Regions from separate parts of the Mus musculus genome. Here region 1 is linked to region 2. The links are chromatin loops, found by intact Hi-C in ENCODE. Cell type or tissue: heart. All regions are shown on one strand. Links, peaks and the distances in the headings refer to the core of each region. The heading gives the core; the rest is flanking DNA.

The links. Peaks named below come from ENCODE experiments on the same cell type or tissue, not always from the same donor. Only the 100,000 strongest peaks of a DNase experiment are listed, where the experiment ranks them.
Region 1: it touches region 2 in a loop (2.3-fold over the local background); 3 of 42 quality-filtered maps call a loop at or near these places.

The regions. Positions count from the first base shown.
Region 1 is chr16:91,883,677-91,888,676 of GRCm38, forward strand. Itsn1 (intersectin 1 (SH3 domain protein 1A)) reads left to right here. Exons shown (of 39, transcript NM_010587.2): 29 at 3,724-3,845. Among named protein-coding and RNA genes, the nearest start is that of Gm52262, 18 kb to the right of the region's middle. In heart, for the core only: CTCF peaks have their summits at 688 and 2,396 (motif pointing left); no DNase peak of the experiment used is centred there; H3K4me3 peaks cover 770 bases; H3K27ac peaks cover 961 bases.
Region 2 is chr16:91,799,157-91,809,896 of GRCm38, forward strand. It overlaps Itsn1 (intersectin 1 (SH3 domain protein 1A)), which reads left to right. Exons shown (of 39, transcript NM_010587.2): 6 at 2,371-2,550; 7 at 3,879-3,975; 8 at 6,937-7,037. Among named protein-coding and RNA genes, the nearest start is that of Itsn1, 75 kb to the left of the region's middle. In heart, for the core only: no CTCF peak of the experiment used is centred there; a DNase peak (open chromatin) is centred at 5,935; H3K4me3 peaks cover 577 bases; H3K27ac peaks cover 1,611 bases.

The sequences.
Region 1 (5,000 bases), core at 1-5,000, 81 kb after region 2:
GGGTGCTGTGTACATCCAAAGGCTGCTCTGTCTAGGGCAAGGTGTACCGCAGCCCTCAAGTGCATCCAGAGCTGGCCCTGAGCCATGTTCCTGCACCTCCTGCTGTTCTCCAGAACTTGTACCCAGAGGAGCCTCCAGAATCCCAAAGAGGCAGGCATCTCTCCCAACAGGACCTCATTCCAGTTTCTCAGTCATCCTTGTGTCTTCTGGTCATGACTCCCTTGTTGTAGAAAGCAGTTGGCATTTCTCAGCAGGGACTCTTGGCAGGTGGTGAGGGCTCTCTGTCCTGTGTATTTTAGTCCATTACTCCTGGGCCAACCTGACAATTCCAGCCTTTGCTTTCTTGTTAGAACAGGAATACACTCAGCCTTGCGGGTGGGATGCAGTAACTTCCCGATGTACTATGAGGATGACATTAACTTGGAGAGGGGCAGTGTCACCTTCAGCCTGGGCAAACAGTACAACCATCAGCCTTGTAGGGGCAATATGACCTTTAGCCTGTGGGGGGACAATACCACCGTGACCCGTGTATGTGTGTGTGTGTGTGTGTGTGTGTGTATACAAATACCACCTTCAGCCTGGGGGGGAACGACAGAGTACTATCTTCAGCCTTGGGGTGGGAACAGTAGAACCTTTAGCCCACATGTGGGGTGCAGCACCACCTCCAGCTTGGGGTGCAGTACCACCTTCAACCTGCAGGGTGCGCAACACCACCTTCAGCCTGAAGGGCCAGCACTACCTGGGGAGCGGAGAGAAATAGCAGTGTCAGCTTCAGCTTCAGCCTAGGAGGCAGCAGTGTGTTCAGCAGGGGAACCTTTCACTAGAGGAGACACCACTTCCAGTGTCAAACCTTTGCATCTCCAAGGTCTGAGATGGACCCTGGAAGGCCGGCACCTGCCTTCATCCTGCAGTGCAGCACGACTCAGCACAGCCATGGCGAAGATCACAAAATCACCAAAGGAAGAAATGAGGCAGCACACAGGCATTTGTTTGTTTGTTTGTTTTTTTGAGACAGGGTTTCTCTGTGTAGCCCTGGCTGCCCTGGAACTCACTCTGTAGACCAGGCTGGCCTCGAACTCAGAAATCTGCCTGCCTCTGCCTCCCGAGTGCTGGGATTAAAGGTGTGCGCCACCACTCTCAGCTTGCAAACAGGCTTCTGAAGCCAAAAAATTGTATGCAAAATGTGTGTGGGTATTTCGTATAGTGCATAGGGCTTTTTATAGCTGGGTACAAGAGCCCACAGGGCCCAACAGCTGCCCCAAGGGGACCGTGATGTAACGGGACATTTGTGAGACTTGCTGGCCCACTGTTGATGTTGGTGCTGAGCACTGTGCAAGAGTTCTCCTATCCCTGCGGGCAGGAGAACACTGGAAGCACGGGGACTGTGTCCACGAGGGACCCAGCCACAAATGCTGGGGCCACATTTAGCTATTGAACAAGAAATGGCCCGAGTCCCGGGTTCTTGGATTCACCCTTAGGACAATGGATTAAAATAGGGCAGGGACTGAATATGCCTTCCACAGCTCAAGCGTTTCCTAGGTGACTTTCTCAAAAAGAAAGGTTAAAGGATAAAGAAGTGGAGTGAGTGGGAGGAGTCTCGGCATCCCAGAACCCTGCGCTCACCCGGCTGCTGGGGGACTTTTGGATCTGGCTTCCTTCTGGGGGGCATTGCTAAGACAGATGTTTGAGAAGGCGCCATAGCAGGCTGAGCCATCTGTGTGACTGAGCCCAAGTTTAGAGACAAGTGCAGGCTATGGAGTCTAACTCACCTTGCAGCTTTGAGGTCAGGCTCAGTGGTGGATGGGAAGGCGTGGAGAGCGTTTCTATAACGATAGCTTAATTCCCGCCGGTTTCCTGGCACCGTCTTGGCTACCCTGGGCTGTTCCATCCCAATGAGAAACAAACCGAATGGTGCAGAAAGGGGAGGGAGCAAAACCTACCACTGTAACTCTAGGAAGTCTGGAAGCTGAGACCAGTTCACCAAGATCTGATACCACGATTCCCTTGACGGATAATTCTCGTTAGGTAGCTGTATGTAAGACTCTCTCAGTCCTCAACCCAGACAAGCCCCGTGTGCGAGGGAGGAATCCCTGAGGAGCCCTTGGTAGGCCCCAGGAGCTTTCTCACTGAGGATTCACTGGAGGGCGTGGAGGGTGTGTTAAATCGCAGTGCCCTGGGCCCCTCCCTCTCCCAGAGAAAGGCTACTTGGCGAAGTTCTGGTCATTTGTTTACAGACCCAGAGCATTTGCAGGTGCTGCAAGGGCGAATGTGGTCGGGGGTGGGGGGTGGGGGAGGGAGGGGATGAGTGGGAGGGGGGAGGGCGGGAGGAAGAAGTCACAGTGTTCTATTGCGCCCCCTTGTGACAAGTGGCAGGAAGGCACACCCCCACCTCTCAGCATATGTATTTTACAAATTCAAGTTCTGTAATTAAATAAAGATCATCTAATAAAAAAAAAAAAGTATATGTGGGGGACCACTTTTTTATTATTTAAAATTTGTTTAAATATTTATTTATTTATTATATGTAAGTACACTGTGGCTGTCTTCAGACACTCCAGAAGATAGCATCAGATTTTGTTATAGATGGTTGTGAACCACCATGTGGTTGCTGGGATTTTAACTCAGGACCTTTGGAAGAGCAGTCAGCACTCTTAACCGCTGAGCCATCTCACCAGCCCCCGGGGGGACCACTTTTATGTAAAAAAAAAAAAAGGGGGGGGGACCAGCCCTACTCATGGACTGTTACTGAAAATCTGAGCATCTGCGGCAGGGTGTCTGCACTGATAAGTCACAAAGGTCCTGTGTGAACAGAACTCCAAATAAGAAGCTAAGTGAACAGAGAGCTAGCCTAGCTCAGGGCAGCTAAGGGCCTTCCCTTCCAGCAGCCTCGGCCTCTACAAAGGCCTCGTGGGAGCTGCCTGCGGCTGGCAGGGCTTTCCAATTTGCTTGAGGCCTACTGCTCAGCTTCCACGAGTACCCCACAGCGTCCTCGCCTGAAGAGTCTTCCCGGTCATGTCTGCACGCATCTGCCTGGTCTTCATATCCACCAAGAGCCTTGGCACAGTTACTGTAGACTCTAAAAGCTGGTCTCCGGATAACCACATACCTGAAAGAAGCCTGCTGTGGACATAGGGTCTAGAGACCATGCACGGCCTCTGGACTCTCTTGGACTCTCCGTTCCTTACCACTGTGGACAGGAGGACCAGGGGCGAGCTGGCCTCTCTGAGCCCTGGTTTCCTTGTCTGTATCATGAAGATGATTCTGGAAATTTTGAGAACCACTCAAGGCAGCGGTCAGCTCCCGAAACAGTGGCTGGCGTGGGAGCTCTGGTGGGTGTTAGCGGGTCATTTAACCCTTTCCGTGCTTCTGATGGAGCATGTGTTTGCTACTTGGATTTATGACCACAAACTTTATGGTGTAACACAAGGGGGATTTATCCCCTTACAGTTCCAGAGTAGAAAGTCCGAAGTCGGGGTGCGAGCAGAATGGTCCCCCTTCTGGGTGCTCTGTGCTGCTTTTCTGCTTCTGGAATTGACAGTGATGTGTGGGGTCTCTACGCCGGGCTGTGCCACTCCTGTTTCTACAACTCAACCCACAACCCCAAGCTGATGAGACCATGGTGCCACCTCCATAGTCACAAGGACCTTCGGGAGTCTTCGCTGTGGAGCTGTGGGCTTCCCCAGCCTCGGACTAAAAGTTCTCCTAAATGGTTGTGTCTTGCAGGGTGCTCAGACCTGCATCTCTTAGATATGCTGACCCCGACTGAGAGGAAGCGGCAAGGCTACATCCATGAACTCATTGTCACGGAGGAGAACTACGTGAACGACTTGCAGCTGGTCACAGAGGTACCAGCAGCCCTGGGAGGCTGGGGTTGGGCCTGCGGGGATGGCAAGAGGTGGAGGCCCTGCTGAGGGCGCCATGCCCTGTCTCTGAGCCTTGGGCAGACTCTGGTGTATGGGGAATAACACAGGGGGTTTTACCCTGAGAGGACATGCTCACGTTTTTTTCCCACACAGCCACCATGTGAGACAGAGAGGCAGTTCTTACCGGAGCCGAGGCCAAGAGCTCACACGTCCCAAGCTAATGACTAACAGAGAGATGCCTTTGGGTTATGATTTGGGACTCTTGAGTTTTAGCTCGGCCACCAACTGATTGGTGTCATCTAGCTAGTCACATGACACCCCAGACCTTAGTGTTGGCTCCTGAGGACAACAGCTAGCTGCACACAAGTCTCTTGAGTTACTTCTTGTGTCCCATAAGCTCTTGAAAAATCCACCGTTAGGGCTGGACATGAAGACATGTTCCCCGGGGCTCTGTCAGGTTGCTGGCCTGGGATGGGCTGCCCTTGTGGGGAGCCAGTAAAGGTCTTGACACTCTGTCTGAAAGGATGAAACGGAGTTTGTGATCCTCGCTAAAGAGAAGTAACCTTTGAACCCACACGCAGTGAGAGTGACCATGTCAGGAGGTAGGTTTACAGAGCAAGACCTGAGAGAGTCACCTTCAACATGAAAAGTCCCTGTCACGGTTTGTAAACTGGTACCCTCACGAATGCCATGAAACTGTAATGTCGCCTACACACCCAGGAGGGAGAGTGATTGCCTCTTTGGTGTTATGGGAGTTTCAGGCTAAAAATGCTAGTCCACAAGGGTTTCCCCAATTATGTTGTCTCAAGACGTCTGCCTGCTATTACATGTATGGTCAATGTGTGAGGTATGAGTGTCACCTACTTCCATGTGGCAGCCGGGGCAGACATTACCCAGTTCACCATCAGATTGGCAACTTGTGCAGAACAAGGCTCCCAAGGATCAGCCACAAACAGGCCACGTTCCTGTGCCCAAAGAATTTCAGAGGAGCCTCTGCCCCAGGTGCCAAGGACTGCCTTGTGGGCAAGGGGCCAGCCCCATGGAGTCCCACTGAGGTCTGTGATCAGCTTTGAGCTATATGCTCACCCACCCAGAGCTTGGGAAAAGGGTGTTTATTTAACAGAGCCCAGGAAGAGG
Region 2 (10,740 bases), core at 3,194-8,193:
GCATCAAGGCCCTGAGGGGAGGAGGAGACGGGAGAGAGGGGGTGGTGGGTGGGTGGGGGCACAGAAAGCAGGGCCCAAGTACAAACAAGCAACAGAGCGTCATCCCACACCAAGTTATTATAGAAAACCACTGTACAGCCAAGGCTACTCCACCCCAGTGGACAGTGATGCCACCATTTCAATCAAGCCACAGGGTGCTGTGGACCTGATCCAGGGCTTCAGAGACCAACTTAAACCCAAGACTTAAATAACCCAGAAGCTTCAATTGGCCAGAAGCAGGGAGGCAGGATTCAGCAAAGAATGAACATCAAACTTTTATTCTAAAAACAAAGACAAAACTAGAAGCAACGCCAGAGATATTATTCTGAAGAGAAATAAAACCTTTTTTAAAATAGAAGAAATGAAACAGTAGATATAAAAAGGCTAGAGAAAGTGACAGATAAAGAGTTGGACTGGAATTCATGAAGAATCTCCCTCCAGGGAGCAGAGCAACTGTACAGCAAATTCAGGACCATTATCTTGAAGTGGAAGGTTTGAAAGAGTGTGCCCAAGAGTACCGACCTGAAAAGACTACCCTAAAGTATATTCCACTTTAAACGTATCGGAGCACATGGAAGAAGAAATGATGTAGTTCTGAAGAAAATAGAGCAGCTTCAGATGTTGACCACAGTGTTTTGTTGCAAAAGAAAATTGAGTGACCTGTTTAATAGTCTTAGGGAAAGACTGAGGCAAGGATTTTAATATCCTGAAAAACTAATTTTCAAATGGAGCACAGACAAACTTTACCAATTTGTAGGGTCTCAAGGGGTACCTGTTATTTCTACTGTCTATTTATCTGTCCACCTGTCCATGTGTTCTGTCTATTCATCTTTCTATCCATCTTTTTTCCCTGTCCACTGAAAAGGTCTAGAAATAATGGTTGATCCCAGCAACAGTGGCATTCCAGATTGTGGACTAGAAATAGCATTTCCTGCTATAGGAAACCAGAATTTCTTGGAAAAAAATCTGATTCTAGGCCTGAAATATGAGCCATTCATGATGAACTTAGAAGGTGTGTCCTTTGATAGTGGTCAGCTCAGAACTGTGAAGGAACAGTAGAACAGTAATGGACAGACCGCCCTGGAGAAGCTGTGCTGCCCAGAGAAGGCAGTCACCAATGATGTGCACTTGGCCAGTTAGGGTATTCTCACAGCAGTGGGCTGGGCTTGATCCTCCTGCCTCTAACCGTGCGCTAGGATTACAGGCATGTACCACTACTGTTGGCTATACGTTACAAGAATATTTTGCCTTAGGAAAATCATGCAGCTGTTAAAGTCGAGTTAAATATAAAAAGATAAGAGCATTTGTTTTAGCTCCAACTTCTTTTGTTGGTTGGAACGCATTCATAAAGATTTATTTCTCTCATTAAATATTTGGTTACTCCCCGCTATCATATATTTTGGAGAGGCAGGTAAAATGACTGATTTGTTACTTTCCTTTATATTTAGCACCTTTTTCTTTTCTTTTTTTTTGTGAAATTTATTATGTTTTAAGAACTTGTAAATAAAATAGCATGCAGAAATTAACTAGACCCAAAGTCTATACAGTACATTTGTTGCTTTTGCATTTACCATCATTACTGTTTTGTTTTGTTTTATTTTATTTTATTTTAAACACAATCTTCTGTAGCCCAGGCTGGCCTCAGCCTCTCTCTGTATCGAGGGTGACTTGAATTTCCACGAATCCTCTGGATCAAGGATGGTAGTTCCCTGGAGTTATGGGGTTGTGAGCATGTAACTCCACACGTGGTTGTGTCCTACTGGGTTGCACTCAGGACCTCCTGGGTAGTAGGAAAACACTTTACTGACTGAGCCTCATCTCTGACCCCAATGCTTTTCTTCTCAATCCTCCTCCTGATTAAGTCCTCTCCAAGCTGAGTGTACAGTCTTCTTGCTATTGATCCCTAAGAGAATAGTGTGGGTCACACAGGAAACGTCAATGCTGACAGTGGCCACGTGAGTACCAGAACTCAAGGCCTTGTGATTCTTGACATAAGGTTTTGTATTTTCCAACTGTTTAACGTAAGGGTGTGTGTTTCAGTAATATTTCCTTCCTTCCTTCCTTCCTTCCTTCCTTCCTTCCATTCATTCATTCATTCATTCATTCATTTTGGTGCACTGTTGAGTGTTGAAGCAGATCCGAGTGTATTAGCCAAGCAAGCATGTACATGGGCTGTACTCTGAATCCTCTGACTGTTTTATGTGGGGACATATTGCAGCAGAGACAAGGTTTTCTTCCTCTAGCTGTACCGAGTGTCACCATGCGAGTGTCACCATGCGAGTGTCACCATGCGAGTGACTGGCTGAGTTTGCTGGGGCTTTTCTCTTCCAGGTATAGGAGGGATTGCTAGCATGCCACCACTCACAGCTGTTGCTCCTGTGCCAATGGGCTCCATTCCAGTTGTTGGAATGTCTCCACCCTTAGTATCTTCTGTCCCTCCAGCAGCAGTGCCTCCCCTGGCTAACGGGGCTCCTCCCGTCATACAGCCTCTGCCTGCGTTTGCGCATCCTGGTACGTGCCTACGTTTCTCTGGTTAAATGTGTTTTGCCACTGTCTAGTTACCACAGACAAAGGGATGGTAAATCTCTATTTGAGTTCTCCTTTCCACCCAGCGTATGACATGACGCGTGCTAAGACTGAAAGGAAAGAAAATAAATGTCATTGTGGAACAGACAGAGAAACCCAGTGGTGAGAGCCAAGAGCTGACTCGCCTTCCAAGGGCCCAATAAGAGCAGCAGCGATGGGCAGTATTTGAACATTCCGTATTTTCATTCATCAGTTACTTCTATTCTTTAACTTCCATGAGTTAGTTGCTAATACACCAGCCACAGAATAGAATTCCACAGTGAGGAAAACCGAGCAGTGTTGAACAGGTAGAACTGGGCAGAGTGGGAAAGAGAGGCAACTAAGTGGCCAAATAGATTAAGCTCACACCGTTAACACTTGCTTAATTGAAGGAACGGATGTAGTTATTTTGGATTCTGGTTTAGCTAATTTCATTTTGAAACTTTATTCAAAGTCTTTTCCTATAATTAAAGCATCAACTATAACTATAGATAGCCTTGGCCTAACAAATCATACCGAATATATAGAAGAATGGGATTCTTTCTAAAAAGCTCTTTGGATATCTGAGCAAATTCAGTAGTACCAGCAGCATAGGCTTTACCGTTAGATCTGTGTCACTATTGCTGTACCTGAGCAGCCTGCACTTAGCATGCGTGTGTGTTCCCAGTGAGAGGAGGAGTCTAATACGCCTCATCTGTCTGTCCGTTGCAAGTTCTAAATGTAAGGCTGCACATGATAGCAGCCAACATCGTTCATGTAACTGTCCCAGTGGTGTGAGCAAACCCACACACTTGTTCTCTTTTGTGCTGTGGCAAGGTCGAGGGGAGAGGCTATGGCTAGGGTCTCATCAGGTCAGATGGGAATCACACACAGATCTGCTCCTCCCTAGCATTACAAGGCATCTGGCCAAGACTGGGAAGCCTGTGACTTCTTGGCTGCTACATCTGGAACTAATATTTTAGCTCCTTTGATGGTAAGAAAATGCCATCTTACTTGGAACAGTACCTACAAAATGTGATACTAAATGTTCAGTGAAGAGTAAAATTTTATGGATGTCAGCCTTATGCTCAGTCAGGTGATTCTTAGCAGAGCAAATAAATCTAGGAGTGTTTTATTTTGGCAAGAAGACAGGGTATGGGGTAGTGGCTGTGACTCCGTGCTAGGGGAAGGAGGGGCCACTGCTTCAGAGTTATGACTTCATGTCTAGATGTTTGAACTAAGGGACGTTTCTTAATTTTATAGAATTAAAACTAATCAATGTTTTATTTTTATAGCAGCCACATTGCCAAAGAGTTCTTCCTTCAGCAGATCTGGTCCAGGGTCACAATTAAACACTAAGTTACAGAAGGCACAATCATTCGATGTCGCCAGGTAAGACTGCTTGGTTTTTATTTTTAAATTTATTTATTTTTTTGTATATGAATACACTGCAGCTGTCTTCAGACACACCAGAAGAGGGCATCAGATCCTATTACAGATGGTTCTGAGCCACCATGTGGTTGCTGGGACCTGCAACCACATGGAAGAGCAGGACCTGGAAGAGCAGACAGTGAGTGCTCTTAACTGCTGAGCTATCTCTCCAGCAAGACTGCTTGTTTTTAATGCAGTTACTTAAAGCATTATTTGATTTTCTTTAAATGAATTTTGTCCTTCTTAATTTTCTTAAAGGTTTATTTTATGGTTTTGCTTGCTTGTACCTACATATACACATGTATGTATGTGTACCACATTCCTGACGCCCATGGAGGTCAGTAGAGGGAGCTGGAGCCTCTGGACTTGACGTACCGACACAGTTATGAACCCCTGTGTGACTGCTGGAGATCAAACCCGAGTCCTGCAAGAGCAGCAGTGCTCTAACGCACTGGACCGTCTGTCCAGCCCCAGCCTTTACTTTTACCTTGTTTAATTTTATAGAGTGCTAATAACACCTTTTAAAGTTCTACATAATGTTATTATAACTCATCATTTATTTCTTGAGGATGACAAATGAAGAGCATGCCATTGTCCTAATTTTTTTACAAACAGAATTATGGTAGTACCGGCTGGGTGTACTGCTGAGAGGCAGAAAGAGCATGCCACATGTGAGAGCTGTGCTCAGCAGCAGCACCAGAAAAGAAACACAACTGGACGGACTAGAACAGTCTCTGGGGAGCTAGGAAAGCCAATTAATGATCTTGTATTAATCATTTAAAAGCTTATGAATTTTTTATATGAGATTTGAGCCAAAGTTGGTCTTGCTTTTAATACTGTCATAATCTCACAGTCTGTCTGCCTTAGTGGTAAAATAGTAGTAACCAGATTGTGGTGAACTGCGCCATTCAGATGACTGTCCCCGGTCACATATGTGGCTCACGTTGGAGAGTCTCTACAGTCTCATTTCTTATATGTGACCAACCATAGTTTCATGTTGTCTGTCATATGTTTCTTTTACTCCTTGCTGTTTTCTACAGCTGAGATTTAAGCTCATATTCATGTTAAAATTCCTCCCTATCTCAAACTGGAGTTTCATGTGTTTTTGACTTTTCTCACATGATTTTGAATTCTGCCTTAAAATTGCTTTATAATGCTAGGATGACTAACAGATGGTCAGCAAATATTAAAGTCTTTAGATGGTTGAGTTTTCTACATGTGTAGTGATCTTTTCAATACTGTGAAGTTGTGACGATTTCATAATGGAGCTCCCTAGCTTTCAGGTAAGGTGCTCTTGAGTTTTCAGTCTGCTTCTGCTCGGAGGAATGAGGTAGACAGCTGTTGCTTGATAACACTCTGGAAGAGCGAAGAGTGTCTCTGTGCAACACCCTTTATCTTTGCTGTGCAGGGGCAGATAGTTAGCTTTTAGTCAACAGGCAGGGTTTGGCATTAGCCAAGCATCAGTGAGACAGAATGAGAGAAGTGTTGCAGAAGTACTTACAGCAGCGTCCAGCGTGGTAAGTGTTCTCGTTATGAACTTACGGGAAGTCAGGAAGGTGGAATCTGTTGACTCTCAGGGACTTTACATTGTGAGTGTAACCACATGGACACCACAGGTGTTAATGAATGACAGCGAAAACTTCATTCTGTGCCTAAATCTTGATTTGGTGTGTGACATGATTCTTTGTAAGCATGGAAGGAGAAGACATGTGGAGCCTTACTTATCTGCCTTCCACATGGAATGCCACTTTCCTGTCTTCGTTGTGTTGATGGAGCTACTTGACCAGCCGTGAGACTCTCACAGACTGTCCATGTCAGTGTGATACTTGTGTGGTCTCACTGTTAGCAGGGTTACCTCGGGTCAGTGTTGGAGCTCATTGGCAAGAAGACATCAGTGTTGGATTACAGTCAGGAAAGTGGAGCCCCATGCCGGCTCCACTGCTCTGCCAGGAATTTAAACCTCCCAGCAGGAAATATCCGACTTTATTAAGAAGTGGCTCCCAGGGACAGTAAGGCAGCTCAGAGGGCAAGAGTGTCTGCCTCTAAGTCTGAGGACCTGGGTTCCATTCCCAGAACCCATGGGGCAAACAGAGAGAACCAACTCCTGCTGATTGTCTTCTGGCCTCTACACATGGGTCCATGGGTCATGTCATGTGTGCACTCTCTCTCTCTCTCTCTCTCTCTTCTCTCTCTCTCTCTCTCACACACACACACCCCTCAAGTAGATAAATAAATGGAAAAACAAAAAAGAAATGAGTATATTTTGATAACTTGTTGTAGAGAAAGGTAAATATTTTGAAGTGTACTTTTAAAAAGTCAGTTGTTAGCATTGCTTTTTAACTAAAGGAGAAATTCCTGAATGCTTAGCAAAAACCTGGGCAGTATATAATGCCTCAGCTCTGGGAATATTTTCCATGTGTTACTGGAACCTTTGAATTATTAAATAATATGTAGAATATGAGACGGTCACCTGATTTGTTGTTTTTCTTTATAAAAAAAAGTTTAGCTAGTGTTTTAAAGATTTCCTGTGTGTGTGTCTGTGTCTGTGTCTGTGTCCTGTGAATGCAGATGCTCTCAGAACACCAGGAGAAGGTGTTGGAGCCCATGAGCTGGGTCACAAGGAATTGTGGGCTGTGTGACTTGGGTGCTGGCAGCTGGACCTCTGTCCTGGAAGCAAGCACTCTTAACTGCTGAGCTGTCTCTCCAGCCCCTAATTTACTTCTTGAAAGATGTCTATACTGATGTGTAGAGGCACAATGACTGGCTTAGTGGCAGGACTTTCCCTCGACGGGGCCCTGGGTTTGACCCCAACCCCACCAGGAGAGAAAAGTCAACACCGCCAACCTTAGACAGACATGTTTGAACCCCAGCAATCTGTGCTCACAGTGCACCAACCACCCTCTCCTTCTTCTTTCCCCACAGCGCCCCTCCAGCAGCAGAATGGGCTGTGCCTCAGTCATCAAGGCTGAAATACAGGCAGTTATTCAACAGCCACGACAAAACTATGAGTGGACACTTAACAGGTATTTACAAGCAAAAATATAGTCATTGCTTTAAGTAGAGCTCGTTTCTAGATACCGAGTCAAGAAAGAGTATTTTCCTGATGCCTTGTCTACTTCCTTACTTCTAGGTAGGGTTCATTGTTTCAGCTCTGCTGTGTTTTCAAGTACTGGTAACTCTATCCACATTACCTTATCCCCCACTACTTCTGTCTTCACCCTGTCTCCTGTTGGTAAACTAGAAAACAGGCCTGAACCCTCTTGCACCGGTCAGTGGGACAGCGGTAGAGAAGGAGCTGTGCCCAGGGCGTCCCGAGTCTCTCCAATGTGCCTCTGCTGAAGAGGCTGTTCCCTCGGTCAGACATGGAGGCTGGATGCAGGGTACCGGGTGTGGAAGGAGTGACTCTGCTGTCCTCATTGCCTGCTGCTCATCTCTTTGGATATCATTTTTTTGTCTATGAAAGGAAAGGCTAAGAATTAATTTCCAGGATCTCAGTGGGTTTTCTAAAGCATATTGATACTGTTATCCTAATAATATCTAAATAATATTAGATTGTTTTAGAATTAGATAAAAATTTCTTTGGATAAATAATATCCTAATAATATCTAAAGCATATTATTCTTATCTGTGAAAAGAGTAGAGAAGCTTTTCAGATAACTTCCCAAATATCTATTGTGAGTACTTAAAACTACCTAATTGAATGCTATAAAAAGCGTAATCTTTAATGAAGGTGATTAGAGACCTCTCGTGAGCCATCCCGTCCTGGCAAGTGGAAGGGAAGGAGGGTGAGCTGTCTGGACCAGCCAGTATGCAGAGAACATGCAGCAGCCTCTAAGGTTTGAGACCTGTCTACTCCGCTAGCATTTTATTAAGACATGATCAGGGTCGACTCTGGCATGATACCAGTCAGAAAGGTGCCGTTTAGGTTTGTGTGAGTGAGAAATCACTGTCTGTACACAGCTAAGCTTTACCCAGTGGCAGAGGGACAAATGGCAGCTGGTGACAGAAGATACCTAGTGGCAGATCATGGGCAAACTGCTTGTGTAGCCTGTGTGGGTTGATCTGTTACACAGAACGTTTTAATTGTGGTTCTTTAAACATTGCTTTGTATTGCTTATTTATGATCATAATTTTTACTTCCAGATGAGAAAAAAATGACTTTTTAAAAAATGACTTTTTAAAAAATGACTGGAGGAGGCCTTCAGGCTGCTGTGCTCTTGAACCCTGTCTCCATGATAGATGCACACGTTCATCTAACACTAATCAGCTCTCTGCGCGCCACACTTTTCCAGAAGTAGCAGTGCTTCGTGATTTTAGGCATAAATACACACACACACACACACACACACACACACACACACACACACAGACACACACACATACACACACATACATACATACACACACACACACATACACACACACAGACACACACACACAGACACACACAGACACACACACACATACACACACACACAGACACACACACATACATACACACACACACACACACACACACACACACACACACGTGCGCGCCTTTGCAGGCACTGAAAAAGTCTTAGTTAATGTCGTTCTGAGAGGGCATGTTTGACACTGTGCTCCATACACACTCAATATTTCTTAAGAACATTATTGGTATTAGTTGGTATTAGTGTTTTATTGTGAACTAGTTTAATATTCTTTCATGTTGGGATATATTTTTTTAAGTTGTTTCTCTTTTAAAGCTTTTTTTTAGATTTATTTATTTATTATATATAAGTACACTGTAACTGTCTTCAGACACACCAGAAGAAGGCATCAATTTCATTACAGATGGTTTTGAGCCACCATGTGGTTGCTGGGATTTGAACTCATGACCTTTGGAAGAGCAGTCAGTGCTCTTAACCAGTGCACCATATCTCTAACCCCAGGATGTATTTTTTATGAGTGATAGAGGTATTACCTATATTCCGAAGATATGGCCTATACACTTGAATGTAAATCCTTTTAAAAACTATAGCAAAGCATAAGATTTGAAGTATTCCAACTAGTTCCAGCAAGTATGTAAGGTGTAAATTTTATCTACAAGCCAGATACTGGCAGTCATTGGTATGCTTGGACATAAGAACAGACACTTACAGCTTCTTAATCTGGTTCAGCAGCTTCAACCACTACAGGTGTAGTGGTCTTATGTCCTGAACAGCAGGCCAGTGACTTAGAGGAGTAACCAGGCTGTGCTTGTCTGTCATCCGCGCCTGTGCTCACAGGTGTTGTTGCCATTTTTAGTATATTAGACACAATGATGAGCCTGAAAACATAGACATAGAAAAGGATTATTTGAACTGAGTGGTAATAATGATTTAGGAATTTTTTATGTGTTTATGTAACATACATATGAATACACACATAAACATATGTAACAACAATTAGGGAAGAAAAGGAAGGGACAAATGATATTCTAATGATATTATAACTCAAGATATCTAAAAATACATTATACCAGGATGAAAAACAACAAATAAGTCAGAGAGAGCAAATGCTATAAAGCTCTTTCAAGGACTGTGCACATTCCTGCATCCTAACTGACCCATGGCACAGCGGGCAGCAAATGCACATGGCTGCTGCGTGTGCCAACATCTGTTCTGAATGGGTCCCCCTCAATGTCCTGCTCTGTTTTCACAGACAGACGTCTTGGTGTCTTCAAATTCTGGCTCCTTAGAGTGTGTTAGGATGCCAGCTGGCCCATCTGTAGAGTGACCCTCTCTTCCTCTGAGTATGTCCCGGTGACTTAGCTGACACAGCTGGCTAGACATACACTCCTTTCCTTTCACATAATCTGATGTATATGTTATCCCGTGCTTTCAAAAAAACAAGGCCTGCAGTTCTTTGTGTAGGGTTGAGGCCTTGAGAGCTCTCCTCCATCCACGTGAGCACATCTACTGGTGTCATTGTTGTTCAGACTAGGTTTAGGCAGCCATGTTGACGAGCCTGAAACACATATACAAACAATATTAAAGAAACTGAGCAGGTTATAGTTATTTAGGAATTTGTTACATATATATGTAATATAAACATATATACACACATGTAACAGGGAGGAAAAGAAAGGGACAAATGATGTAACAATATTGAAATATCAAGAAGAGTACTTAAGAGTAAGTTATACCATGAGTAAGTTATACCATGATGAAGAGCGGCACACAATCGACAGAGAGCACGTGTGTGCGTGTGCTGCTACAGAGAAGGTCTGTGAGCCTTTTAATGCTTTCTCTTCCTCTTAGAGATGTGTTTCAGTGCTGTGTGGTTATACACCAGTTAAGTGTGAGAGCCAGTGCTAAGTCTCTCTCCGTTGGACACAAAGCATCGGACTCCATATAATTGCATCTTTTCCATGTGTTCAGGTTCCCTCCGCAGACACGGAGGCACGTAATCGAGTTTGTGGAGTTGAGATTTCAGTTGTCTCGAGAGCTTCCTGTGAGCGGCACTGTAATACCGATGCCCACTCTGTGTGTGCGTGTGCTGCCACAGAGACTGTCTGCCAGGTCAAGGCTCAGTTCTGGCATTCGGTACAATTCTGTCTTAGTTGTTGGATCTATTTTGATGCTACAACAAGGGTTCCAATTGTAGAGATAGTTGTGATCTTCCAGGGCAGGGAGCCATAAACATTTCCATGAGGAGTAAGGTAATCCACAGTGTAGGCTCGTCGGCCACTCACGAGTCCTCAGATAAGCAGCGTGGATGTGT